7 separate regions of the Mus musculus genome follow, and regions 1, 2, 3, 4, 5 and 6 are each linked to region 7. Evidence: chromatin loops called from intact Hi-C (ENCODE). Cell type or tissue: left cerebral cortex. All regions are shown on one strand.

What was found. Hi-C counts contacts between places; a loop is a spot of excess contacts. Peaks named below come from ENCODE experiments on the same cell type or tissue, not always from the same donor. Only the 100,000 strongest peaks of a DNase experiment are listed, where the experiment ranks them.
Region 1: it touches region 7 in a loop (4-fold over the local background); 10 of 42 quality-filtered maps call a loop at or near these places.
Region 2: it touches region 7 in a loop (8-fold over the local background); 6 of 42 quality-filtered maps call a loop at or near these places.
Region 3: it touches region 7 in a loop (3-fold over the local background); 2 of 42 quality-filtered maps call a loop at or near these places.
Region 4: a loop joins it to region 7, with 2.6 times the contacts of the local background. A loop is called at or near these places in 8 of 42 quality-filtered maps.
Region 5: it touches region 7 in a loop (2.5-fold over the local background); 3 of 42 quality-filtered maps call a loop at or near these places.
Region 6: a loop joins it to region 7, with 2.9 times the contacts of the local background. A loop is called at or near these places in 6 of 42 quality-filtered maps.

The regions. Positions count from the first base shown.
Region 1 is chr6:55,534,682-55,538,681 of GRCm38, reverse strand. Gm34441 (a long non-coding RNA gene) reads right to left here and starts at 1,639. Exons shown (of 7, transcript XR_869122.1): 1 at 1,463-1,639. In left cerebral cortex, no CTCF peak of the experiment used is centred here; DNase peaks (open chromatin) are centred at 1,242, 1,648 and 2,029.
Region 2 is chr6:55,943,053-55,947,052 of GRCm38, reverse strand. The region is part of intron 9 of Itprid1 (ITPR interacting domain containing 1); the gene reads right to left. Among named protein-coding and RNA genes, the nearest start is that of Ppp1r17, 72 kb to the left of the region's middle. In left cerebral cortex, no CTCF peak of the experiment used is centred here; DNase peaks (open chromatin) are centred at 1,921 and 2,093; H3K27ac peaks cover 662 bases.
Region 3 is chr6:55,390,504-55,394,503 of GRCm38, reverse strand. No RefSeq gene overlaps it. Among named protein-coding and RNA genes, the nearest start is that of 6430584L05Rik, 4.4 kb to the left of the region's middle. In left cerebral cortex, a CTCF peak has its summit at 1,910 (motif pointing left); DNase peaks (open chromatin) are centred at 1,908 and 2,500; H3K27ac peaks cover 26 bases.
Region 4 is chr6:55,715,170-55,719,169 of GRCm38, reverse strand. No RefSeq gene overlaps it. Among named protein-coding and RNA genes, the nearest start is that of Gm34676, 17 kb to the right of the region's middle. In left cerebral cortex, a CTCF peak has its summit at 1,748 (motif pointing left); a DNase peak (open chromatin) is centred at 1,753.
Region 5 is chr6:55,558,575-55,562,574 of GRCm38, reverse strand. All of the region lies in intron 1 of Gm34441 (a long non-coding RNA gene), which reads right to left. Among named protein-coding and RNA genes, the nearest start is that of Gm34441, 24 kb to the right of the region's middle. In left cerebral cortex, a CTCF peak has its summit at 1,790 (motif pointing left); DNase peaks (open chromatin) are centred at 1,565, 1,745 and 2,623.
Region 6 is chr6:55,549,219-55,553,218 of GRCm38, reverse strand. The region is part of intron 1 of Gm34441 (a long non-coding RNA gene); the gene reads right to left. Among named protein-coding and RNA genes, the nearest start is that of Gm34441, 14 kb to the right of the region's middle. In left cerebral cortex, a CTCF peak has its summit at 2,095 (motif pointing left); DNase peaks (open chromatin) are centred at 2,088 and 3,816; H3K27ac peaks cover 401 bases.
Region 7 is chr6:55,802,014-55,806,013 of GRCm38, reverse strand. Gm38820 (a long non-coding RNA gene) reads left to right here and starts at 1,130. Exons shown (of 3, transcript XR_869126.3): 1 at 1,130-1,400. It also overlaps a transcript of Itprid1 not described here. In left cerebral cortex, a CTCF peak has its summit at 1,728; DNase peaks (open chromatin) are centred at 1,749, 2,514, 2,832, 3,201 and 3 more places; H3K27ac peaks cover 3,390 bases.

The DNA.
Region 1 (4,000 bases), 270 kb after region 7:
AAATGCCTAGGATAGGAGTAAGGCATACCTAACTTGTTTGAGGGGGCATTTCCAAGGATGATTCACTGAGGGGAGACTGTGATAAAAGAATAGGGGCAGAAAGCCAGCCTATGTGGGCATCTATCTATCTATCTACCTATCTATCTACTTATCTCAGTCTAGCTGTCCCTGTCATTCTGTGCCTTGCTGTGTCTGCCTCTATGTCTCTGTCTCTCTCTGTCTGTCTCTGTCTGTCTCTCTGTCTCTCTCTGTCTCTCTCTGTCTGTCTCTCTGTCTGTCTCTGTCTGTCTCTGTCTCTGTCTCTGTCTCTGTCTCTCTCTCTCTCTCTCTCTCTCTCTCTCTCTCTCTCTCTCTCTCTCCTGCTTGCCAGGAATTGAGCTGTTCTGTTCTGCCTGCCCCACGATAATGAGTTTCCACCTCTGAAACCATGAATCAAAATAAATTCATCTACCTTTAAGTTGTTTCTCTAAAGCATTTGATCATGACAACAACTGCAGAATGGCTGGCACATGCTCATCTCTCTCAGCCAGAGAAAGGAAGTAAGACAAGTATTTATGGCTCAGTATGGCTCAGTACTCCCGACATCCCAGGATACCCTCCATAAAGGTTAGCAAATATTTGCAATGTTTTAATTGGTTTAAGCCATTAGCCCTTCATTATTTGGCTATTTCAACTTTTTTCTTATATTAAATGTTATGACTCAGAAACACAAGCTCAGGAAACAGGAAAAGAACTAAGATCCTCTCCCAAACAAGAATCATGTGCATGAGTCCCCCAGACACCACATGAAGAGTTGCAGATTCTTAAATAGCCCTTTCCTGTGTGGGACACATCTGTATGTAAAAATGCTAGTCCTGTGTTAGGAGGAACGCTGCCCTTCATAAGTGCTCTGTTATTCCTACTTTGCTCTTTTGAAGTAGATAGAATCAGCCTCATTTTATTTCTAGAATAGCAAGTGTGCCAAACACAGAGATATGGTTCTATCCCTTTCCATGTAACCCCAGCACTGTGCACATTACCTGGCTAAGGCTTTAAACATTTGTTAACAGTCATGAATAACTCCACAGACTTAAAGTCAATTTGCTCCTGTTTCATCATAGGTCCTGTATCATCAGTTTCTCAGACTGTTTATCTCAGAGTTCCTTCAAGACCTAAAGAGATGGTGCAGTGGTTAAGAGCACTTGCTTCTCTTCCTACAGACCTAGGTTTAACTCCAAGCACCCATATGGCAGCTCACAACTGTCGCTAACCCCAGTTCCACAAGATCCAATGCCTTCTTTTAGCCTCCATAGGCACGAGGCACACACATGTCCAGACATACATGCCTATAAGACATCATACACATAACATCAAATTAAGTTAAAATTTAACAAAATAATTTAAGCAGTCCTTCAATTTTAGCACAACATCCCAGGAGTATTTTCACATAACAAAAATAAAAATAAAAATAAAGCGAGCGTACCTTCTTCTCCTCTCCCTTTTTAGCCCCTCAGTCAGCTCATTGAGAAAAGATGAACCAGCTACACTTGTTCCTAGAAAATTCTTGGAGATTCCAAAGTATAGAGTATATTTAGTTAGTACATATCCCAACATAGCTAGCTGTTGACTAATGATCACATTTCCCTTTAGGGAGAAAACATGCTAGTTCTCTCTAAATCTGTCCTGCTACTAATTTTAGCCCACACCAACCACGGAATCTTCATTTCGTTCCCCATGATGGATGCTGAGCTGCTGTTCTCATTTCCGATTGACCTAATCGTTCTCAAAAAAAATGATTTCTAAAAACTAGGGCTTTTTTTTCTTAATTAATATTGCTTCCTGTACAACTTTTAGAGGTTGCTAGTTTCTCTTCTCCCTTCACTAGGTGGGTAATGTCTCTCTCTGCCCATTTTCCATCTACATAATTGCAGAAAAGCATGCCAGACATGGCCAGAGAAACCTCAACTTCAGATGGCAATCACCAGGAAGCACCGGGCAGCTGAAGATAGAGAGAAAAGGGAAAGCTCCCGTAAGTAAGGCTTTTCTAGCATCCTGTGCTGCTCTGGGTGAGTCAGCCCCAGCAGGGCCTACAATGCTGTTTTACTCCCAAGATAGAACTGACAGATCTCATTTAACACAGACCTTGAAAGATCCTAGAGTCCAGTGTACTTCTCAACCCATGATGCAGGAGAGGAGTGTTCCTAGGTAGACTTTCACATGACTACTGTTTTTAAAGGCAGGAAGGGCCTTTTATCTGAAGGATAAGATTGACAGCCAATGACTTAGAAGCCCTTTTCCATTGTTGATTTTGTTGTTGTTGTTGTTGTTGTTGTTGTTGTTGTTGTTGTTGTTCTTCTTCTTCTTCTTCTTCTTCTTCTTCTTCTTCTTCTTCTTCTTCTTCTTCTTCTTCTTGTACTTATACAACATACAAGCCACTAATTCTTTCTGAAGTGAGTTCTGTTTCTTGAGAAGTCAAAGAGAAGCCAAGGAAGGTTCAGGTGCAGTTTTTAACTCTTCTTCCCAGAGAGAGTGGAGACACTGGAAGAACGGGGAAGTTTGGATGTATGAACAGTTCATGAGTTGCTTCAGCACGTTGGTGCTGATGATAATTACGCTTGAGTAAATGGGAAGCTTATCTGGTGAGAGCTGAAAGACATTTTTGGCAAGGCAAAACTGAAGAGGGTTTAAATGTAGAAGTGAAAAACTTCTGTGTGTGAAATGTTAGCCACAGAGTCCAAGAGAAGATACATCAACACACACGCCGCACAGATACACACACACACACACACACACACACAGCTGTGGATTTGTAACAAGTCCTAAGGAATCTTGGGGACATACGAAAAGCCTACACTGCAGACTTATTGCAGCTCCAACTCAAATTCTGGGCTATGGGAGAAGTCATGTAAGTAAGCCTACTGTTCCAGCCAAGACAGAAAGCCTTCTAAGCAGTTAAGAATTCAGTCCAGCCTGGACAATGATGAAGACAATGGTCTTGACCTTTTAGGTAGGTGACTGAATCTTGTGTCTCATTTTTATTACCTGGAAAAACAGAAATTACAATTCCCTTTTATACACTTGTTTCAAGAAATAATTTCTGGCATGTGCATGAAGCATAAAAGGCATGGAAAATGCAACAAGCAACTGTGGTAAGACAATGAAATAAACTTTTATGGTCTACCTTATATATTTCTATACTGCACTTTCATAAATATATATAGTATGACAATAATTAGGGGAAAGTGATTTGCAAATTACTAATAAGTTTGTAACTCCATGAAGTTGTGTTTTTTTTTTTCAAAGAGCAAACATGTAGGCATCAGCATAGAATGACCCAAATCCAATTTTGTTCTTGCTTAGACCATTCTACATGATACAAGACAGTCAGGACCTAGGTGCCCACCCAGTCAGCACCACTGATGCAAATGGAGTCCCATGTCTGCTGGAACATAGCACCTTGGCACACCAGCACCCTCTGCACAAAGAGCCTGTCAAGGTTAGACACTGAGAAGTGACTCCCAGTCCTACCCCAGAGGGGCAGATGTGATCCCTCTGGAAAGCCAAACTGAAGAGCACATTTTACATTTGTTTACTTTAGCAAGGACAATTCCCTCTTGCAGCAGATGCTTAACTGAGCCTGAGGGGGATGTCTGACACACAGCAAGTAGTAGGGCCGTGGGAACCAGCTCCTCAGGCCAACTGGAGCAGGGTGCTTCCTGCAGCAGTCCACTCCTATGGCACATTCAAGTTCTTCTAAACACCTTTGGTGGTGGAAAGAGGAGAGCTTGGGGGTCCCACAGATGTGCCTCAAGTCCTCTTTCTATTGCTGGCTCATATAAGATCACAGCTTGGAAGCATGCTTGCCTCTCTTGCCTCTATTTAATCAACTTTACTAGTGATGACACTGGGCTGGCCATAGTGGCACAGGATGCTAAGGGAGGAAGCTCACTGCAACTTTGATGTTAGCCTATTCTACATAGTATTCCAAGGATAGACTGGGCTACATAGAAATATTTTGAAT
Region 2 (4,000 bases), 140 kb before region 7:
CATGCTGTTTGTTGTTTGTTTGTTTGTTTGTTTGTTTGTTTGTTTTTTGGCATGCAGGGACTCTGTGTTTGATTCCTGGCACCTCATAAGTGAATAAAGACTTACCAAGTTTATGATGTCTTCTATAGCTGCACTCCCTCTCCCACTTGCAGCTGAGTGGGAGCAGAAGGCTTCCTCCAGAGGCCAACTGTCCTTACTCACTCTCTACTCACCCTTCCATGCCCATGTCTTCATCCATTCACGATACTTTATGTACTGCCTTGTGTTCTAGTCTTTACTTGGTGTTCAGACAATGGGAGATGCCCATAGGCTAGGAGATTTAAGAACAGGAAGAATTGCCTAGATTGTGTTCACTGCCTTCTTCTCCAGGATGCCTTTAGAAAACAGCTGTGCATTTATCAAAAGAGCTCCTATGGGTCTCTCTTCGAAGGCAATTTATAGGCTTCCTCTGGTCTTTTAGACATAAGGATGGTAATGGTGATCTTACAAGCCTCCAGGCGCCCCATTTTTGAGTAGTTCCCAGAATCTCACTTTAGCTAAATACCCCCTTTCAAAACACTTTTCATTTGATGCCCTTTGAATATTTTTCTTGACTGAATGTTATGTCTAGAAAAGCAACCAGAAAACTCTAGAATTAATCTCATGTTCAATAAAAATGTTTGAGATTTTAGGGACTTCAACTCGCATAGGCTTAGAGGAAAGGCAGGCAGAGGGCTGGAGCATTACCTTCTGTATCTAAATATGTAGTCCTTTCATCTCTACCTTACTCACTGTCTTAGACATTGTGACCACAGCAACTCATATAAAAGACACTATTTAATTGGGATTGGCTTACAGTTCAGAGATTTAGTCCATTATTGTCATGGTGGGAAGTATGGTGGCATGCTAACAGATATGGTGCTGGAGAGTATCTGAGAGTTCTACATTTGGATGCACAGCAGCTGGAAGAGTGAGAAACACTAGGTCTTTCTTGAGCTTCTGAGACCTCAAAAAGCCCACTCCTAGTGACACACTTTCTCCAACAATGCTACATCTATTCCAACAAGGCCATATCTCCCAATAGTGCCAATCCCTAACATCCTATAGGGCCTTTTTCATTCAAACTACCACATGCACCTATTTTTATTCTGATAATTCTTAAAAGAATGTCTTTCATGTTACATTTTCTTACACTACTGATATTCCCAGTCACTTTTAGTTTAGATAAAATGTACTTGAATGTTATTGGTTACTTATGGAACAGCTACCACTTGTTGACTGAATACTCTGTAGGACCTGAGCGGACAAAGAAGCAAAATGAAAGACAGGGAAGCCATCAAGGAACTTACTCAGCATGGAAGTTACAGTTCTAGGGTAAAATAGATGCAGTGGATGTGCTGTATGGGAATATCTGATATGGTGAAAGGATGTACTTCTGCTTTGTATATATGTTTCCAGACTATTTCCAAGCATCCTGGTTGGTTTTTTGTCCACTTGACATAAGTTATTGTCAACTGAGAAAAGTAAGCTTAGTTGAGAAACATTGGCCCATGGGGATTTTCTTCATTGATACCTGATGTGGAGGGACCTAGTCCACCATGGATAGTGCAATCCCTGGGCAGCTGGACCCTAGTATTATAAGAAATCAGACTAAGCAAGCCATGGGGAGTGAGCCAGTAAGCAACACTGCTCTACAGTCCTTACATCAGTTCCTGCCTCCAGGATCCTGTCTTAAGTTCCTGCCCTGATTTCTCTCCTGACATGCAGAAAATTGTCTGAGTTCCAAATGGTGAAAGTGTTCAGAAGAGAAAATAGGAAGAACTGCTATAGAAAAAAAGCAGGTTAAGCCACTGCATTTCCCCCGTGACAGCCATATTATCAACAGAAGCACAATATAGGAAGGACAGTCATCAGCCTGGAACAAGCAAAACCTGAACAAAATGTACTAGAGAAGTATCTAGTAGGAGCAGCCCAGCTAGAACAATGTACAGCCCAACTAGAACAATGTACAGTAGGATTGGAACTGGAAGCACACGGTAGCCAATGATGCAAATGGTCAAACTTCAGATAAGCACTGTAAACATCTTTAGCTTCACAGAATATGCTATATTTTCTGGATGATGCTCTGAGGCTCTTTTTCTGGACTTTGCACTTACACAAGGAGAACTAGAAGAAGAAGAAGCACTGTAGCAGATTTTGAGATTGAATTCTTTTTTTTTTTTCTTGGCAGAACATGTTTTTGCCAAGTTTACAACCCACTTGAACTTCTGTCTGTTCTTTGATTTTAGAATCAAGTTGGTTTTCTTGTAACATTGAAAAGAAAACATAGATTTCAATCCAGTTTTTAAAAAAAGTCTTAACTGAAGATTTTTATCATTACTACTCCTAATAAATAAAATCTCTTAGCATCTACTGCAGCTGGATTAAATATATTCTTTAATTTCAGTTTGAATTCTGAAAAGGTCTTAGAGGCTGTATTTGGTCCAAGTACTGACTCTTCATTCAATCCTGCAGATGACTGACAGGTAGAACTTGGTAAACACCTAAAGATTGGTAGAACTTAGCAACTCTGCTTTTATCCTAGCCCTCCTCTTCCTTTAGCTTTGATCAAATCCCATACTATTCCAACAGGCATGTAATATCATTTAATAAGTATTAATCTCCCACAAGTAACCCACCTTTTCCAAGGCTAGAAATGGCAAACAACTAATTACAGGGACACTATAATCTGCAGATGGCCAACCGGCAGCGCGTATAATTTTGATCTCGATCCCCAGAGTTGTCCCTACAAGTCCTGACCTCCATTTTTCAGTGAGAATAGATCCTTCCAGGTAGATCAGTCTATGAGGAAAGGACAACCACATTATATGAGTGTGGTTTTGCGTGGTTGCCCTTTTTTGCAACCACAGTCCTGATAAGTAAATGCCTTGCAAAGCAGATCACCCTCTGGAGTACCCCTCACAGCAGCTCAATTAGGTGCCTACCCTGAAGAGAGATTTCCCCAAGCATCATGGAGCAATGTCAATGTCTTGACACTGAGAAGACTCTGAGAAGAACTTAGGTATTGATTAAACTAACCTTGGTTTGGTCATTTACACCCCTTGCCATCTTCCTGATTTTTTTTTTCTGATTTATAGCTGACACTTGTGTCCATTCCCCCTCAAGAAAGGAAGAGACTGATTTCCTCTGCATTCCCTGCTTACCCACTGAAAATTAAGTTCCCATCTTCCTCCGGTATCTTTTCTTTGACTTCTGGAGTGAGTGACAAGGCTTGATGTATTGGATCCTAGACCTATACCCTAGGAATCCAGTATTAGAGAGTTTTCCTTTGATAAAATAACTTTATAAATAAAATGTTTAAAGACATTTTAAGAAAAGCTTGCTTTAGGTTTTTAACTTAAAAAAAGAAATTTGCTTTCTCTAAGGACCTACTTGAGGCCCACTTCTGAGTATTTGGCACACACAATCCAGCACAGAAGTAAATGCTGTCCAGGAAGACAGAATGCTGTTGTGTAATGGATTTGCCAGTCAACAGAGTCGGAGATAGTTTACACAGACTAAGCCATGGTCACAGATTTTTAGCACCTGCATTGCAACCTCACTGCAGAGAGGACAAGCAGGAATCTGTTTTAGAAACTTTAGCTCAAAGGCTTCTCTAGCAAATCTAGCTTCTCTAAAGAGATGGGCACTTGGGAGCTTTTGTATTAGACATGAATCATCAAAGAAATAATCTCATCCAAAGATGTGTGGGACTTGGGTGTTAAAAGTTTGTGGCACCCAGATGTCCAACATTGCTCCCCAACTCCCGCTGCAAATGCTGATGCTGGTTCTTTTAGGGTCCCACTTCAGGGATCCATGAATATAGCGTGGAAACACTTGGTGTCTTTGGTATCTAACATACAAGACTCAAGTTTGATCAGTTATGAAAAGCTAGATATTGAAAAACTCACTCGTAACAATCACTTTCTCTGGTAAGTCCATTACTGAGTCATTGGTTTTTATTTACATTCTAATTATAGCA
Region 3 (4,000 bases), 410 kb after region 7:
CTTGTTGTAAGGAGGCGTGGCCTTGTTGGAGAAAGTCTGTTACAATAGGGGTGGGCTTTGAGACCTCCTCCTAGCTGCCTGGAAGACAGTAAGTAGTCTCCTCCTGTTTGCCTTTAGAACAAGATATAGAACTTTCAGTTCCTCCAGCGCGTGCCTGCCTGGATGCTGCCATGCTTCCTGCCAGGATAATATTGGACTGAACCTCTGAACCTGTAAGCCAGTCCCAATTAAATGCTGTTCCTTATAAGAGTTGTCCTGGTTATGGTGTCTCTTCACAGCAATAAAACCCGAACTTAGACACTATTGAGTCTGGCCTTGTGCTTTAAACTACCATGCTTTAAACTTCCTAGTTAGAGGCTCCAGTTTAGACCCCGGGGCTTTCAGTAGAGCCCTTTGCCTAAATTTCAGTCTAAATACATGAACAGGGGTGGGGGGAGCCTATTTTAAATGTGTAAGGTTTGTTATACATTTTTGTATTGTTGATAGACACTTTTGATAGCTTCTTGCGGCTCTCCTGGCACTTTGAGATCTGGGTGTAGCCTGGCCTACCCCACTGCAGTCTTGGTCAACTTCCCCTTCTGTCACTGAAACTCATTCACTGTACCTCTTTCTAGTCCCCTCAGTGCCAAGCTCCTCCCTGCAACAGGGCCTTTGCACATACTGCTTCTTCACCTAGCCAACTCAAATTCATGGTCTAACTTAGCTTAGCTATGCATCCTATAGGAAGCCTTCAATACAAATCTCCACACTAGGTCTGGTATTTCTGAGCCTTGTTCTGTCTACATTTTACTTCCCATTTGTATACTTGGGGCTAGTACAGTCGATACAGTGGCCATTTGTCTCCTTGTACTGATCATCTGTCACATTAGCGGTTGATTGGTCAGCCTGCTTGGAAGGCACTTGCTACCTGAGGAGGATCCAGGCCGCAGTGCAGGACTTGCTGTCTCAGCCCTGCTGGTATAAAACAGCAGGGGCAGGACCCAAACTTTCCCCATCCATGGAACTTGACAGAATCATGTTCCTGCAGAGTGGAAAGTGAAACAGACATCCCTAAATTCTCTGCACCTAATGAAGGAACAGGGAGCTTCACGTGAATAATTTAAGAACAAACCCAAGAGAGTCCCAGGGGAATGTAAATCCCCCACATGCCTTCTCACAGCCTGGCTCCCAGCAATGAAATCATCCACAGTCTACATGCCTGAGTAGCAGAGCCAGGAGGGATCCCCATGCAGATACACAGTCAGCCAAGTGCCTGGTCCAAGCGTCCCTCTCTAGCCCTCACCCATGCCCTCTCTGCCTAGTCATTCACATCCAACCTCAGGTCCTAGCACGAGGCTCTTTCCAAATTCCTAGGAGCAAACGGAAGCATCAAGGAAAGTCCTTTCCTTCCTCCCTCCTTTTCTTCCTTCCTTCCTTCCCTTCTTTTCTTCCTACCTCCATGCAAAACTCCTCTCAGGACCTGAAGAGAGGTGCTGAGAGAAGCATGTGGGTTGGAAAATGGAAGAAGACTTCTCCCAAAAGAGGACACGCCCAGGAAACTCCCTACAGCCTGACTCTTGCACAGAGACCCCCATGGGAACACTAATTCTTCTATTGCTCCCAGTTGATAGGTGCTCTCTCTCTCTCCCTCCCCCTCTCCTTCTTCCTCCCTCCCTCTCTTCCTTCCTTTCTCCCTCTCTGTCTCCTTATACATATCTAACCCAGCGAGGGTGGTCTCTCAGACAGCCCTCCCCTTCTTCCAGTTCCCTCCTTTCCCAGCCCAGAAGCCTCTTCTTCCCCCAGCCTTTTAGACTTGCTAAGCCCCAGGCCTGATCCTGGGAGGCCTCTTTCCTGTCTAGATCAGGACCTCCTTCAAGGAGATCCCACTCTTGACACAGTTCATATGCCACCTGGTGGCCAGAACGAGCATTGCTTTTTCTCCTCTGACTTAGTGCCCTTCCCGGACACAGGTTCCACTGCTGAACTATACCCTAGACCGTTTAGTGCCCCTCATGAAAACCCTTAGACATCACCTTCTACTCAGCCTCTCCTGCCACAGAGAAAAAGCCAAGACTCATAGAAAGAGTTTGCAAGTCAAGAGCTTAGCCATGGACTTGCATGTACAGACATATTCTAAGTCTACAGAGACCTGTCATAGTGTGCATTATAGTAGGGATTTAAGGCTCATAACAAAATCAGAAGGGACCAAGAAGTAACCACAATAAAACCCCTAGGAGCAGCTACATAATTCCTAAAGCCAGTGATTCCACCACAACTGACATCATAAGCTTCAAAGTAAGTGCTACCTAGCCACTAAGTAGCATTTACTGCCACCAGCTATTAACTAGCAACTAACACCCTATTAACTCCTAACACTCAACACTAACATAACTCTAGACACTCTAACTGCTAACACTGACTATTCACCACTAACTAACCACTAATGTTAACACTAACCAAGCTAACACTAACCGTTAGCCAACAGCACTGCAATAACTCGACCAGCAGTGGCAATACCAGTAAGTGTTAATGGAAGGTGTTTCCATGGGAACGGTGCAGAAAATCCATCATGTTGTCACTGTCGTGCAAAAATGCACTAGACCAGCTTTGCCAGGGAACAGTCTGCATTAGTGCAAGAATCCTGAGTCTAGGAGAATTGACTCTGGAATCTCTGTTCATTCTGAGCACACACCACCCCCACCCCCACCCCCACCCCTACCCCCACCCCCGCCTTTAAATGTTCACAAAGAATTTCATGCAAGAGAGTCTGTCACCACAGATATTCACTTTAAAAGGAAGAGAAAAGAGTAGGGAGAGGATGAAGAAGGTGGAAGAGAAGGAAAAGGAAGGGGAGGAGGAGGAAAAAGAGGAGGAGGAGGAGGAGGAGGAAGGCTTCACCAAGTTCATAAATAACCTTCAGCTAAATAAAGGACATCAATAGAGACTCTGCAAACTTCATGGCAGAAAAAAAAAATGTCTCCAGATGTCCTGCAGCAGCATCCACTAATCACTGTTTTTAAGAGCTCAGGGAAGGAACACGTGTGCCGTGGTGCCACATGGGTTAGAAGAGCAGAGAATATTGGATTGGTTCTCTCCTTCCACCTTCTCCATAAATGTCAGAGATAGAACATGGCTCCCCAGACTTATGAAGTATGGATCTTGGCCTGCTGAGCCTCTCATCAACCCACTTACTCATTCCTAGGTAACAGTTTTATTGAGATATAATGCACAGACAGAAAAATCATCCTTCTAGAGTGTACTTACTATTCTGTGGTTTTCTGTATAGTCATAATCATCGCAATCCAGTTTTAGAATCAGTCACTTTAGAACTCTCGGCTATTAGCAGTCACCTCCATGCCTCTCCCTCAGCCACAACAGCCTTACATTTGTTTTAACAATGCTGGACATCTTGTGCCAATGGAAGTATCAGAACTTGCTTCATTCACGGAGCAGTGTCCTGGGGGGTCTGTGTATGTAGGAGCTTTTTCTGACAGAATTAGCATTCCATTGTCTGCCTATACTGTAATGTACCAGTCAGAGGACGAGAGGTTAGGAACGTTCATATACAAGTGTTTTTCTGGTTTTGTTTCTGGTTCTCCTGACCCATGCTTAGGAGTGCTTTCATGAGGTAACGCAAGGTTAGCACTTTTGAGAAACAGGAAAACATTTTATCAAACAGGCAGGGGGCCTTTTTACACTCCCACCAGTAATGTGCGAGTTCCAGTCTCTCCGTTACCAGTCCTTACCAACATTTGTTTTTGTCTATTTTTTCCCATTGCCTCCCGTATCCTAGGTGTGACCATATCTCAGTGTGGATTTATCTGCATTTTCCTCATGACTACTGATGCTGACCATCCTTCCATGTGCTTATTGTCTTTGAATGTTATTTTTTTTCAAGCATAAAGACGAGAAACAAACTGACAAATGCATTGTGACACCAAGATGTTTCTAAAATGCAAAGCAAAAAAACCTTTCAGGAAACAAGAAATCTTAAGACCTATGTCTTTGTGTATGAATATAG
Region 4 (4,000 bases), 87 kb after region 7:
CTGTGTTTCTTTGGTTGGCTTTCTTTTCCTAAAAACAATTGCCTTTTGACACAAGCACCAAGTTTGAGACCGCAAAGGAAGCCATGGCAAATGGTAACCCAATTACGCCAGCTCTCTGGAAAATGTTACCAATCATCTGATAGCATGTGACACCATATCTCAGATAACCTGAAGCATGGATGGTCTTGAGTAGAAAGAGTATGAGTTGCACCCAGATGAAGGCAGCTCTGAATGAGTAAGCCCCTGGAGACTGTTCTCATGAGAATGCTCTGCCTATGTGTGAGCACTGACTCAAGTGTCTCTTTGTGTTGGCTTCAGGGCCGTTTCACCCAGAGGAAGAAAGTCCTTTGACAGAGTGTTCACTTCTTACCCACTCAACGCAGAACCATTGGTTTAGATTGGAGAAATATTTCTTTGTGGACGTTGATTCCATCAAGAGGGTTTTGTGGGTACAGGGGCAGAATTAGTCACACCCAGTAGGGGACTTAGGTGCTCTTTAAGGTAGCATTAGCCTTAGACATCTCAAAAGAACCCAGTATCCTGGGGTCTTGCCCTCACAGGAATGAAGAAAGACAAATTCTATGAAGAAGGTTCACTCATCCACAGAGACTCCACTGGTGATGACCTTGGCTTTGGGAGGATTTGCTGAATCGCCCAACAATTCGTTGTTGGGAGGATTTTTTTCTCCCCCCTCTCCCTTCTCCCACCAAAGAGATGTCTCCAATGGAAGGAGATGCTCCCTGAAAGTAGACAGTTAGAAATAGCTAAATGCTCCCTCCTCCCAAAACACTATTGAGTAGGTTACATCAGTCTCTACAACCAGCACCCTTACACTAAATGTTCCCAGCCCTGGCAGGAAGATGAGAGATCCTTACATTGGCTGTGTAGGGTACACTTGGAGGTTGCATAGGCTATATAGGTTGTAGCCTATATTACAACCAATAAGGTTATCATAGTTAGAATTTTACTGTCTTGTGATAGTATGCCACCATAACCACTGTCCTTCATTCTCAGCAGTGCTCAGAGGTTACATGTGCTGTTCATTGTCAACCGAAGTTTAATATACAGTGTCAGGTAGGTCAGGCTAAGCTATGACGTCTGATACTGAAGTGTACCAAGCACGCTTTTAACTAAGTATGTTCTCAGTTTACCACAGGCTTAGCGAGGACCACCTTGGAAGTGGAGGAGGAACATCTGAATAGGCATCGGGTCCTCATTGCTTTTGGCTCTTTTCTTATTTCAGCCACAGCTCATCTGAGTTCAGACCCAGACACCTTACCTGCAATGCCACGTGTGTCCCTGTTGTGTCTCAGGTTCCACTTTGGTTTATCCTGACTCAGGTGGGAGTCAGGAGGTGAATGGACCCAGTTTCTGGGGTGCTCTGGACTCTGCTGAGGAGATATTGGTCACCCCGACTGCTCCATCCCTGTATCTGTTTCTCTACCCTCCATGTCACCTTCTTTTGGTATCTACATTTCCAAGTAAGCCAGTGTCCCCAAGTCTTTCTCCTAGGCTTTGAGTCTAGGGAATCCTAGCTAAAGCAATAGCTAATATGGTGCACTGTAGGTCTTCAGCAAACAACAGCTCTCAACTCCTTCTTCCAACTGAAAAAAATAAGTCCCAGAAGTCCAAGTAACTTGCTCCAGGCCACTCAGCCTAAGACCAAAGGTCAGGCGTCCTTTAGGTAGTTTTTTATCTCAGAAGCTGACTTTTGCTCTGTCCACAGCAAACCAACGAGGCCCCCTAGTGGCCAGAACAGAATGGACATACAGGAAGGGAAAAGAAGAGCCTTCGCACCATGGAACAGGTGCCAGGGCCTAGGACTTAGCAAGAGCTTGGCCACGCAAGGCAATGGCATGTGCCACACAGAGCTTCACAAGCAGTGGTCCACAAACCAAGGTGGCAGCAGTATCTCGTCACATTTCTCCTTGTAGAGGAAAGATGAAACATATCTTAGATTTCAGGGGGACGGATTTCTCTGAATCCCCAGGTTCCCTTTAGTGATTTGGACAATTTCCAACCTTTCACACAACAGATTGCTTCTTTATTTCTAAAGCTAAGGGAATAAAGCCCTATCTATGGGGCGGTGCGTTAGTAAGGAGGTAGGGACGAGGGGTAAAAGTCTTTAGCTGAAGATGATGCTTTCCTTGTCCTCTCACTGTGGTGGAAATAAGTTCCACAGAGAACCTGAAGAAAGGAAACACCTCGTTCCCACTCCTTTCAGAAGCCCTTGAAACTCACATCCATTCAAAAAGTATTTGGTGGGTTTCTGGATGACGTCAGCCTCCTTGAAGGCAACCATTACTCTGACCATGGAGGCCAATTTCTATAACAAGGATTCTTTGTCATACAAGCCTTATGGCCTGATGTGGCCCCTCTGCTTCAGAGAAAGTTATTGTTCTGGTCAGGTTAGATCGGGAGCCACAGGAGACTGTGCAGTATGGAAGAAGCAAATAGAACATATGGAGACCCCGTAGCAAGCACAAATCCACGAGAAGCCAATGGGTGCTGCCTGCACAGGGTTAGGGGAACAAAGGGCATAGAATTTATTTTTTCTCAACTATTAGACTTATCCTGTTCTTTTTTACCAGTTCCCTCCAGGATTCATGTGCCAGGAGTCCAGGATGCCCCAGAGGCTGGTCAACCCCAGCTGCACCTCCTCCCCGAGGACTGTCTACTTCCAAGAAAGACTGCTTACAAACAGATAACTTGGAAGAAGCATAAAACAGAATAAGCTAAGTGCAAAGGGCAGATATGAAACAGATTTTTGCAAGGCTCCAACTGTGGTGGATATTATAAGCAGAACAGATTTCATATGGAACACACTGACAGGGAATAAACACAGCATCCAAAGCAAGCGCTTTGAAGGATTTGCTACTTTGAACATAAGCACTTTAAAAAAAAAGCCCCACATTCTTATCAAATAATGAGCATCCAAATCTCTGCTCTAAAATGGCAAGGGTAGATCAGACCTAGGTGCGGGTTACCTGTATTTGCAAGAACGACTTCCGAAATCCCACTTCAGTTTGCTACGGAAGCGTGTGCTGCCCTGGCTTTCTAATCTATGCCGAGAGCTCAAAGGTTAAAGAGACTTGGCTGAATTTGTCTTAAGATATAGCCTTTGTTCTGATTCCATCATTTATTTGAATTTAATATTTTAAAGGACACTTCAAACAGACTCCACAAAGCACTGCTACCATCCGGGACACATTTATTATTTAATATTTAACTGGGGAGATTTGTCAAAACCCTTAAGAATTAGTGGTTGCAAACTTGTGGAGTTAAAAGCTTGTGAAAGAAGCCATTTGCTAACCACGGGGAAGCAATGTCCCTGCAAGCTGGGCCAATGCCATAATGCGAGTGTGCATTTGGGGGGGGGGGGTCTAGTGACATACATGGTGAGCCCAGCTACCCAGAAAGAGTAGGCAGTGGAATTGCCCTTAAATAAATATTCTAATGTGCTTAACTTCTGAACTGTAAAGCTCAGCCTGTGCCTACACAAGAGGCAACTACGCGAGCAAAGCAAACAATTATCCCAAGCTGCCACCACTGCCCCCGGAGAGTCCCAGGGCTAGAGCAATCACCAACTGCTATGCTGCCTGAAAGGTCTGTGGGCCTGTGAGAACACTGTGCCGGGCTCTCTGATCCATGGATGTTCCCTGTGTTTTCCTGGTGCTGAGTGTTAAGAAGCAAATGAACTCCGCCAGTCTTCTGCAGAGTGTTCAGCCCTCACCATGCACTCAGCAAGGCGACCTGTTGAGTTGTGTCAGCCAACATGGCTGTTAGGTGCAAATTTTTATGGCTCTCCGTGTCCCATAGGATGGTCCTACTGTTCTGATCAAGTACCTACTTTAAATTTTCGTGAGACTAAGCAGGCTAAGGTTATGTCAAGCACAGGTCAAGGATGTCATGGGTGCTATGATGGCATTAATTACATCATCTGTCAGATCGAGGCATGAGATGCTCTTGCTCAAATGTATCTCACAGTCTTCCTGTGGAG
Region 5 (4,000 bases), 240 kb after region 7:
ATCTTCATAGAAGGGCACTAGGATAAGACTAACTTTCACGAAGCTAGGACAAGGGTCTTACAGCCACACCCACAGTGACACACCTACTCCAACAAGGCCATACCTCCAAATAGTGCCAGTTGCTGGGCCAAGCACATACAAACCATAACAAGCCTCCAGCTGTTTTCTGTTTCTATAGACATTTCATAAATATGGGATCATATATTGGGTACCATTTTGTGTCAGGATCGTTTCGTTTCATGTTTTTAAAATCTATGGATCAGTTGTAGCATATACTGGTATTCTATTCCTTCCGTGGCTGTATGCTGCCCCACTGTGTGTGCCCTATGATCTGCATATCCATTCACCCATTGATGAGTGTTTGATCCTTACAGCCACTTCCAAAGCATACATTCTTATTACTGATTTCCAATACTTTTCTCCATTTTATTTTAATTTGACCCTCTTGGTTTTGATAAAAGACACCAGTTAACTTGAAAAAGACCCATATTGCAAGAGATTTTTGCTTCAAAAGTCATTGGGGGAGGGGTGAAACACTATTCCCTACAACCCAGATATCATTCTCATTTCTCAAAGATGGCTTGTTACTTTACACAAGTACACAAGTAGTCTTGATATGAAAGAGAGTAACTGACTCCATAGTCTGCAAAGTAACTCTAGCTGTGTACACACAAATAAGAATGTTCCAAAGTAGGAGGAGGAAGAGAAAAAGGTGAGGAAGAAGGGGGAGGGATGGAGGAGGAAGATGGAAGAAGGAGGAGGAAGAGGATTGGCTCCTTGACACCCTCAGAGAACAGACAGTATTGTCTGCCATATCAAGAAATAAAACTGGCTGGGTCAACAAAATGCTGGAAGAAGTCTGTCTTTGTATCCTTGCCTTCGTCTCTAAAGTAAGTGAACATGAAAGAATTTGATGTCTGCCATAGCTCTTCTGCTTCTACCCAGTCACTTAACCCTGTCAACACAAACCAACATGGTGATGACCACTGCTGCCCCAACAGGATAGCAGCTCTAGGGAAGTATAGGAGGAGCATGGCTCCAAACTAGAGTGTGTGACTGGCCAAGTTGACTACCTGGTTCGAAAGTGAGCTAAGCCCATGACCTCTCAGGATGGCTATTCATCATTCGATTCAGGTGCCATCCTCATCTACTTTGTGACGTGTTCTCCCTCCCACTTCAGTTCCGCTGCTGTGCATGATGAATCTTGTCCCCAGATCTCCATCACCCCAAAATTTCTCTCTGTACCCCACCACAAGGATACGGATCTGGCAATGATCCAGTTCATTTGATCTACATAACTGGTGGAAACAGATAATTTAAGTTCCAAATTTCCCCATTAATCAAAATAGTCCGATGACAGATACATCTGCTTTTACTTTGGGTTGTATAGACACAGTCTAATTGTGCATTTCCTAAAAAACAAAACTGTATCATCTGGAACATTCACAGAGCCCTTCCTGCCCACATTTCTTTCCCTGCCGTTGACTAAACAGATAACTCAGTAATTAAAATTCATAATCAACACATGGTGAGTAGTTTGCCTCTTTCTTCTCCTTTTACAATCCTTTCCTCTAACTTCTGGGTGATTTGCCAACTGTTCCGTTCCTCAGGAGTAAATCCTCGAGGCTGTATATGCCTGCAGTCCTCACCTTGGCCCCCTTTCTTAACCCTTTCCTCTTTCTTGTAGCCTCGGCAGTGAACCAACTACCCTGGGAGAAATGCTGGCAGTTCTGAGTCCAGCACAAAGGCCAGCTGGAGAGTGGTACCCTGCTCTATGACCAGGACCGCCCCCTGTTGGAAGGCCTGTGAGTCCTAGACAATCGTATTAGGCTTGTGCTTGTGAATGTAATTTGGCTGAGGAAACCCTGTATTGAACATTAGAATAATAGTCTGGTGGGCTAGTGGGCTGGTAGGCAGCTGAAGTCATTATGGAGGACTAAAAGGGAACTTGGTAAATGTTTGCCTGAAATCGCAAAGTGAATGCCACTCAATGAGAAAGGCCCACAAGTTCCACTGGAATTTAGGTTCACTGACTGTTTTAGAGATTGTTGAAACCTACGTGGCCTTTGAAACTAAACAGAAACCTAGATTATGGCCCATGTCCTGAGCTGAGGATGCAGGACCCAGACCCAGAACCTTACATAGTTTTTGAACATTTCCCCTCAGGCAACCACAAACTTTCCCCTCAGCACTTCTGGAACTCCTCCTCCCCAAACACAGATCTCTTTTCCTCCACATAGTGTGCTATTTCCCTACCATAGGCTGGAGCTAGGGAGCCTTGGGAGTGGGCAGCTAGCCCGTCCCCCTGAACTGCTGACCCTCTAGCCTCTTTAGCCACTTCAGGGCTCAGAGGCCAGGCTGCCAGGTTCTTCAAGGTTTGAAGCATGGTGACTGGGGGGTGGGAGATGGGGGGTGTCTAAGCTGTTGCGTCATTCACTTAGGACACCACTTTTAGCTGGCTTGTGCCCTACTCCAGGACTTACCTTCATCATCAGAGCAAATAAATGAAGACGCGCCTGACAGTTCCAGAAATCCGCGAAGCTGGGGTGGTATTTTTAACGCAGCCATTTTAAACAGTGTCTGCGCCGAAAGCACTTTTGCTTTGGCTGTTGGTGCAGGTGAAAAGCTGAGAACAGCTGAGCTCCGGAGTCGACATGTGTGGCCCAGGGTGGGCCCTGGATTTTTCAAAGGGTAACGTTTTCACACATGGAAAAACACACCAGTGTTTTTAGTATTCATGGCTCAGTATAGCTCCCTCAAGAGAGTTTCACAGACAAACAAGAGGCATCTAACAATGGAAATCCTATCACCGAATCTGTTTCCCCCCCCCTCCCATCTGGAAAATGCACGCACACACCTGGGAACTTCACTCTCTTGGATCTCTAAAAACTTTTAGCGATGTTCAGAGAATCTTTTCCTTAGAGTACTCAGGCAGACACACTCGGAAAGTGCCCCTCACTCTATGGGAAACAAGGTCCCTAACTTTTGTGTCCTACAATTCTTTGTTCCATCCAAAATGGGTCCTAGAAGCAGTACAATTTTCTAAAGTTGCAAGACAAAAAAAAAAAAAAAAAAAGGACTGACTACCCAGAATGCAGATCGGCTCTGAGCCAGATTCAGTGGACTGCACAAAGAAGACGTACTCAAGTCTCCAATGGCTCAAGCCAGCACCTCCTGGAAACCAAAGACACAGCCTGCTCCCTGAGCAGGGGTATGAGTCGTTCTAAGAAGAAGCCACTTGAGTTCCTAGGACCTCACCTGGCCAAAGCAGGTTGTCACTAAAGAGTACAACCGAATTAACAGAAACCCACTCTGTAGGAACCAAGAGAGGTTGCTTTTTATCAGTGCAGACAATTTTCCCGTAAGCAAGATGTCTCCCTCATACATACCTTCTGCTCTCCATCATGTCTTCCTGCTCTCCTTTGTTTTTCGTGTGTCTCTGCTCCACTCCTTCCTCCTCCACAAAGTGAAGCTCCAAACTCTGGTTATGCCTTTAAGTCACAAACTCTTGGTCTCGAGTGACTATTTCTGTTTTTGGCTTTGTTTTGTTTTTCCCTTCATAGCCTGTCACTGTTTTGTTTGATTCACACCCCTCCCCAACCTCTAAAACTAACTCTCAACTAACTAAAACTAATCTCTAGGATTCTTGCTAGTGCATACTACTCCAGTGGGTTCTCTTCTTGGGTTTCCAGTTGGCTTTATGCAATGGGTAGCCTCAGCAACAGTGCTGAGATAGGCTGAAAACCAGGGTCAAGGCTCTTAGTTTTCCTTAAGCCCATATGGCTACAGTGAGCCATTTACATCAAACAAAAGCCATACATACTCCTTGCAAAGGAGCCATCTCTATAGCCCAGTTCTGATCATTGATCCTCCCACTTGCTGATTCCAACCAACCAGCAACAGAGTCTGAAACACCCCAAAGTACCAAGTGTTCCTTAAAGGAATTATATATCCTGCTCCATTGTCGTGAATGACTATGTAAAAATCCTTCAAACCACTC
Region 6 (4,000 bases), 250 kb after region 7:
TGGTACCAAAATCTAAAAGGTAAACAGAAGACGATCTAGAAACACCAGTGAGCAAGAGAGTAACCAGATCTGGGGATAATTCCAAGAGGAATGAATGGCTGAAGAGCAGAGAAAGAAAAAAATAGAGGGGTCTTGATCAATCATCAAATAATGAAGACCTGACAGTTGGGAGGAGAATTTAGTGCCAGCTCTTCTCCAGAGGGAAGAGTAAGTGCCAAGGAGAGGGAATGTGTGTGTGGCGAGATCTTCACACACTGCAAACACAGTGAGGTCAAAGGAGACAAGAGAGAAAAGCCAGGCAGCAATGGTTAGTAGTGGATGGCTACTTGCACTGCTTGTCTGATATGGAGTCTGCGTGCAGAGAGTAGTTAGTGGAGCAAGAGTGTTAAGGGCATTACTGTGAGTGTTTTATTCAACAAGATGGAACAAACAGAAGCGTTGTCATTAGTATCTGCATGGGAAAATAAGTGTGATGTGGAAGGGAAGGTGTGTCCTCTGGGAAGTTAAGAGTGGATTGCCTGAGGCTGAGTGGTGAACAAAGAAGTAAAGTAACCCAGGTCCTATGGGGAGTCCTTTGCCTCTCATGACATTATTAGGAGCTAAGCTTGGGGAAACTGCTACATTTAGGGAGTTCCTCCTTGGAAGTATGTCTTGGAGCAGGATTTTCTTCTCGAACCCTTAACTTCTGCATCCTGATTCTGTCTCCATGGGACACGCCCTCAGCTTTACTTGTGCTTTGTGTTTGGAGTCTGGGATAGAACAATGGGACTTTATTTTATTTAATTTATTTATTTATTTATTTATTCATTTATTTATTGTAATAAACTTAACAAAGCTAGAAAGAGAAGGTTGGGCTACCAAGAATGAAAAAGAGAACTTGCGCCTTTCCTTCCAAGTTCAAAATTTTCCCTCTCACTGTTTCTAACCATGGTGACCAGTATCAGCAAACACGCCCTGTACCCTTCTCCATCCCCAGGTGAGTACACAGAGCACCAGCAGGCAGTGACGCCATCTACCCAGTTGTGGGTAAGTTTGGTCTCCTCCACCTCCCGTCCAAGTACAGATGATCTGCCTCCGAGTTCCTCATCTCAATCACTGCTAAGGACTGCAGAGATTCAGTCAAGCTCCCAACCTTCTACGTGTGCATTGCTGCATGAAGTCCGCAGTTAGCTGGTATGCTGCCAAGTCAGCCTAAGCGAAAGCCCAACATGGCACCCAGATATCTGCTTCCCCATGAAAGCCAACCACACGCTCAGACTCCACCTCCCCCCAGGTAATATCTGTACCACTGTTCTGTCTCCGAGCAATCCTGGAAGTAGGTTTTGCCTGAATCCCCTCCATCCTGATGTTTCCTCTCAGTGCTTTTCTACCTGCGGACCCGACCTCTTGCCTGGTATGCTCCCTACTCGCTACAGCTGCGCTTCTGGAGGAGGCCGAGCTCTCTGCCTTGAGTGCAGGGCAGAATTGCCATGTCCCTCCATGCTGTGAGAGTCCTGAGTAAAATCACCCATACCACGACTTAACAAGCACTCCCGGATAATTTTTCTTTAATAGCATGTTAGGTTCCCTGTGAAGCACCAACTAGTTCTTACATCCGTCCAAAGCCCTTAAAGACTTTTTGGTGTTGTTTTTAAGAGAACAATTAGAAGCTTGCAGTGGAAAGGACCCTGACAAAAACTCCAGCATAAAGCAGGGTTTGCTTGCCCCTTATCTGAGCCTCACTCAGGTCCTTTGTAAGATGAAGCGCTAGATAAAAGGTATCCCAACCTCTCTACCCCATCCCCACGCTGTTACTCTTGCCTTCAGTAAACGGAACACAGCAAAGTGAAAAGTATGAATTTAGTAGAGAACAATGCCATATAGACAATCATATAAAGTATCTTCTTTTTACTACCAAGGCTAATCACCATCTGAGGGAAAACTCCATCTTTCCAGACTTTGGCAAACCCATCTTCAGAAAGAAGAGGCCTTCTGGCAGCGCGAATGTCGTAGATGCTGGAGCAGCTTAGATCCTGGCTGCAGCAGTATCCATGGCCCCAGCAGCTGCTGGCGCGGCCAGCGTGGTTCACACAATCCCTGGATCAGACTGACCTCTAGGGGCCGCGTGACAACCAGCAGCCAGGGCTCCCGCGCACAAAAGGAGCCTCTGGAGGCTTGCAACAGGAGCCCGCCAAAACAGCCACACAAGGAGGGCTCTCACATGCAGACACCACAAAGCCAAAACATTAACATTTTGCTTGCTATTTATTCAGCTTCTTTGTCTTTAATTCCCCGTCGCCAAGAAGCCTCCAAATGTGTCTCTTTCGGTATCAAAGTGATCACTTCGGATTAAAGCATTCCTTCTGGAAAGATACCTTAATTAAAAATGTGTGTGGTGGGGAGGGGTGGGTGGGCAGCAGCGTCCTTCTAACTCCAGTTTAAGGAAAAAAAGGAAAAAAACAACAAAAAATAAATAGTTCAGAAGAAGAAGAAATGGCCTGTTCACACTGTGAGACAGAAATTGTTGTTAAGCTATTGGTGTTTCTGTTGGGTCTCAACACGGAATACTAAAGGTAACATTTGCTGAATACCTACTATGTGCTGAGTACTATCCTCAGTGAATTCTTTCATTCTACTTGTTTTATTATGAGACCTGTATGGGACAGAGATGGTGACTGGCAAAGTCTCAGCCTACAGGTATCAAAGTCAGGATTAAACCCCAGAGCACACGGTTTTCTCCTTTAATTATTGTATGTAAACACCTTTTCTTCACCTCACCCCATCCCCAACCCCTGCAGTTCTAAAGGCATTTCAAACTCAAACTACTGTTAACAGCATCCTCATCATTAATAGCAAACCACTAAGTAGGTCTAGCACCTGGCACACAACGAAAGTCAAGGAGAGAATCCCAGGGGGCAGGGAGGACAAGGTGAGGGCACTTCCGTGGGCAAGCTTTCAACATAGGGAATAATTATTGACAAATAGACTTAGTCTTTGCTTTGGCTAAGAGCCATATGGTCTGCCTTGGAGTTCTCAAACCACAATGGGAAGATGGAGGGAGGTGCCTTCACAGTTAGGTTGTCCGGGAAGTTAGATGAGTACCATATGTCAAAGGCTTAGTGAGTGCCTGGACCAGGATAAGCTCGAAATGAAAATACCCCAATGATCAATATAGCATTATTGAGGGCTGTTATTCAAATCTGGATCTACAAGTTTGGGGTGGTAGAAAAAGCTGGTTATGAAGTCAATTTCCATATGGAAAGATGTGTGTTACAGTTCTCCAGAGAGACAAAACCAAAAAGATGGGGTTATAGAGATAGGTAATAAGAGATTTACTGAAGACATTAGACCGCATGGTTGTAGAAGCTGAAAAGTGCCAAGGCAAGCCATCAGCAAGACAAAGAACTGGGGAATCCTATAACAGAATTCTCAATCCCAAGCCAGTGACTAAGAAAATTAGGGGGTCACCAGTACAAGTCCTAGGGTCCAAAAGCTATAGACCCTGGCATTCTAAGACTTCCTGTCAGGAGAGGAGTGCCATTACCTCAAAAGAAACTTTGCTTCTCTTCTGCATTTTTCTTCCATTTGGTAGATCTGGTGATGTTAAACCACATTGGGGGTGGGCGTGGGGGGAATCCTTGCTCAGACCACTCACTCAGATGCTGTATCAGAAACAATGTTGTATCTACTAAATTAAGCATCACGGAGACTAAAGGAGAACTCACAGTGCAAGATTCTGATACAGGCAAAAGTCGATTTGCTAAAACCCCCAACAGTGAAGCAGGCCACAAAGAGAAGCATGTGCCCAGTGTAGGAGGTGTGACTCATACCTCTGTACACCCAGAACTGCGTGCGCCATGGGCTTAGGCGGGTTTCATAATGTCACCTATAAAGGATTCTCAACAAATATCTCTAACCTGCGCCTGATGGAGTCTGTAGACCCACAGAGTACAGAAGAATATGTCAAACCACACCAATAGGAAGGCAATAAACAAAAATAAGGACATGGAAAATTCCAAAG
Region 7 (4,000 bases):
GTCTGGTCTGATGTACTGTTTAGCATGGCTTTAAGACAGACATTGAGGCTGGCACTGCTAGATAATAGCATAGTGACCTTTGGTCATTGGTCCAAATTATCTTCATCAGTCATCCTGTGACACCCCTTGTTTCTTGTAAAGGAGACTCGAAAGTGCTGCTTCGGTTCACTGTCATCTGAAGAAGGGCCACTGGGTCCATTATTTACAGCCTCTGGAACTTGTTGAGTGAGTTTATCATCATTACTTGAACAGAACAGGTCCCTGACAGTAGAGGCCAAGCAGGGCAGATACTGATGGTTGCTGCTGTCCCAGATAATGGGGATCCTCAGAGTAAGCTCTATGCCAAGAGGAAAATGAGAATGTTCTGGAATGGCATCAACTGAGTTCACTAATGTGCACTGACCTCCACCATACAGTCAGCCTCCTGTTGTTTGGTTTCTCATGCTTCTGGCTTCTTTGTTTAATTGCCATGCCCTCATAGAGAGGCTCAATGGCAAGACAGCAGATCTCCACTGTGGGCCTTTGTTAGCATCTCCAAGTGACAAATGTGCAAGTGGGTGAAAGATCCTGAAATACAGCTCTCGCGTCAGCTGCCATCACTTTGGACGCTCTCCTGGCAGCAACTCCGCTCAGCCTCCTCGCTCTGCTGTTTTCCTCTTGCCCTTCTCGAAGCCATTTCTTTCAGTAATGATGAGAATCTTTCTTTGAGTTCAGCTCCCTGCAGTCACACTCTTCCTGGCTTCTCTCTGCTTCTTATGGTGGGGTAGGCATTTGCATTCTGGAAACTCTGGAAGCACTAGAGGGCTCAATGTACCTCTCACAGTTTCAGAGGGGCGTGTATACACATTTGTACACCCCATTCGATCTTCAGGCTCCACAACAGCAAAATGGTGATACGTATCTGTTCAGCACGGCTACAGAGCTGAACAGAGCCACCCAGCTGGGCAGCAGAACCATTGCCCATGTTCTACAGATGAGAAGGTTTACCTCTAGCCTGATTCCCTGTGCTACCGCACAAGCAAACGATTGATTTCAATTCCTCTGTATTCTCAGCTATGAAATGGGTCCCTCTGCCTCTCCCATTAGCTCTGCAAAGCTTCCTTTCTCTGAGTTGCTGCTCTGGACACAAGGACTTTCCTATTGCTTCTCAGTACTTGAGGCTCTCCTGGAGTGGCACGAGCCCATATGGTGGTTTCCTCCCACTGTATGATCATTTGTGTTCACCTGCTCATGTCCCCTCTAAAAATGAATTCCTGAGGGGGTGTGCCGATGGCTAAATCATTTGCTCACGCTGTCTCAAAGTGAGAATGAATGAAGAAAGGAACTCAGAAGTTGTTGGTGGGCAGCAGCTTGTCTATATTCCCACCGACCCCACTGCTTACTCCAGAGAGAAGGAAAAGGTGAGTCCGGCAGTGGGAGGACTTACATAGACGTGAGAGGGAGGGAGGAGGGGGGGCTGGCTGCCTAACAACTCTTGGTGTGCAGAGGAGTACTGTGAGCAGCTTTTAGAATCGCCCCCAGATACTGCCCTCAGAGATCCTGAGTCTACTGGGAAATAACACCCAAAACCACACCTTAAGATGCTCACAGAGGATCTCCACAGGGCTTGGTTTCATCAAGTTAAATGGTAACCCTAACATTAGGATAAACAGACAACTGTGTGCACCTGCAGCTATCAGAAACGTTGGCAGGATAGAAAAATTAAAGAGTTGAGTTCCTTGATTATCCTCTGGGTGGCGCTGTGTAGATGTGCGTCAGCTCAACAGAAGGTGTCCCTCCCCCACGCCCACCAAGTTGTTGTAACCTCATTTCTCACAGTGGCCCCAGGTGGGGATTCGGCTGAAAGCCAGGGCTGCCAACGCCAGGGATTTATATGAGGCAATGTCTGGCGAGTACAGGGTCTCAGTCTAAGTCTCTGCTCACTCTAACTGGGGAACAAAGTGCTTCAAAGACAGGACACTGGGTCTCTGTGGCGCCTTTGCACCTCACACAAAACAACCTGAGAGTGGCTAGGTGTTCAGTGGCTGCATTATTAGTTTTCAGACTGTCGCTTGTAACTACAAAAGTAATGCATGTTTTTGTGGATGATTTAAAAAAAAAGCATATAAACAAAAATAATTTTTAAAAGTCAACCGAAATCACACCACCCACGGCTAACCACTGTTAACATTTACTGTGTTTCCTTAAATGGATACTGTTTGGTAACCTGCTTTTTCTACCTTAACAATAAAGCAAGAACATTTTCCAGGGTAGAAACCACATTAAAATTATTTTTTAAAGTTGCATAGTATTATCGTATTTCATTTACAGATGGACCATGGTTTATTTAACCAATTCCATATTGTAAGGCATTAAAATTTCTCCCCCTCCGTTCTTCCCTCCCCTTCTCCTTTGCTCCCTCTTCAAGCGCCTTCGGTTCTTCCATAAGCTCTCTTAGAGTTACAGGGTTGCTCTCTGGGCTCTTGTCCAGGACGGTCCTGTAATACAACTTCCTAGAAGTGGATGAAGGTCATCCAAAGCACTGAAGCCCTTGGATGCTTGCTGCTTTCTCCGTTCTCCCTCTGCACCACTAGGAAATAGGAGAGACCAGAGGGGCCTCCTTGTAAGAATTCCCTGTAGCTCTCTGAGAATTTTCTACGCTATTACTTGGGGCACAATTCTATGCTAGAAAGGCATGCCATCCCTGTCCCCTAAAGAAAGTAGAGAATCATAGCTGTGAGAAACCCTCCCAGAAGGGCCCCAATTCTGCTTTATTCAAAGGGGCATCCTGCCTGCTTGCTTTTTCTGCCTCTGCCTTAAAGGATTGGAAATATACAGACATTACCTAGGAATTACTTCCATGGCGATATGAGAGGTTGGTGGGAACCTCAAGGCAGTGGCTACTGTAAATACAGTTGTCTTTATTTTGGACAATGGTGGTGACTATCCTTCCCCTGCTAGTCTCAGTTCCCAAGGGTCTGGGCAGTGGGAGATGGTGGGGCTTTGTGTTCTTTTTAGTGTGATATCTGAGGTTCCCAGAAATGCCTATATGAAGGAATTAAAATCTGCTCCATTCCAACACCAGAAAGAGGAACAGAGGCTGACCCTGACCAAAGCTGAAGTTCTGGAAGGCAGTGTGGTTAGGGTGCAGGAACTATAAGGCACCAGATAAGACCAAAATGCCATAAAGGTGACCCAGCCAGAGACAGAAAATAAAGTGAGCCAGAAACCTTGGTAGTGATCTAAGTTAGAGGCAAGGCCCACTCGTTGAAAAGCAGGAGGCTTGAGCAGTGCAGGGAGCTTTTTGCTTAGAGTTTATTTTCATCAGCTTCCAGGGGCACAGGCTTAGAAGACTTCCACAGAGCTTCCACACAAATTCATGGTGTATTACCCTGAGATCCTAGAACAGAAACAAACCGGCAACACAGTCAGAATGTCCAAGAAAACAAAGTCTCCAGGGTTAGAAAATAGCCAAGGAGCAGAAACTGGCTTGGCAACTAGAAACACAAGAAAGAAAGAAAGAAAGAAAGAAAGAAAGAAAGAAAGAAAGAAAGAAAGAAAGAAAGAAAGAAAGAAAGAAAGGAAGAAAGAAAGAGGAAGGAAGGAAGAAAGGAAGAAGGAAGAAAGGAAGAAAGAAAGACAGGGAAAGGAAAGGGAAAGAAAGAAAGAAAGAAAGAAAGAAAGGAAGAAAGAAAGAAAGAAAGAAAGAAAGAAAGAAAGAAAGAAAGAAAGAAAGAAAGAAAGAAAGAAAAGAAAAGAAGGAAGGAAGGAAGAAGGAAGTCAAAGGAAGGAAGGAAGAGATGGGGATTAGGGAAACAGAGGAGGGAGTACATTCCCTATTAAGTTAAGAAATGATTTGGGGTCTGGAATTTTGTTCTGTCCCTCAACTGCCTCTGATCTGAGACCTAAAACAGACAGTTTTGGAGGCTCTGTCTTCTTACTCTATAGGAATATAATGTCTCCTCCTAGTAAATAGAATTAATAGAAGGAGCTAGAGGACCCACCCCGCTGCTGCGGGGAG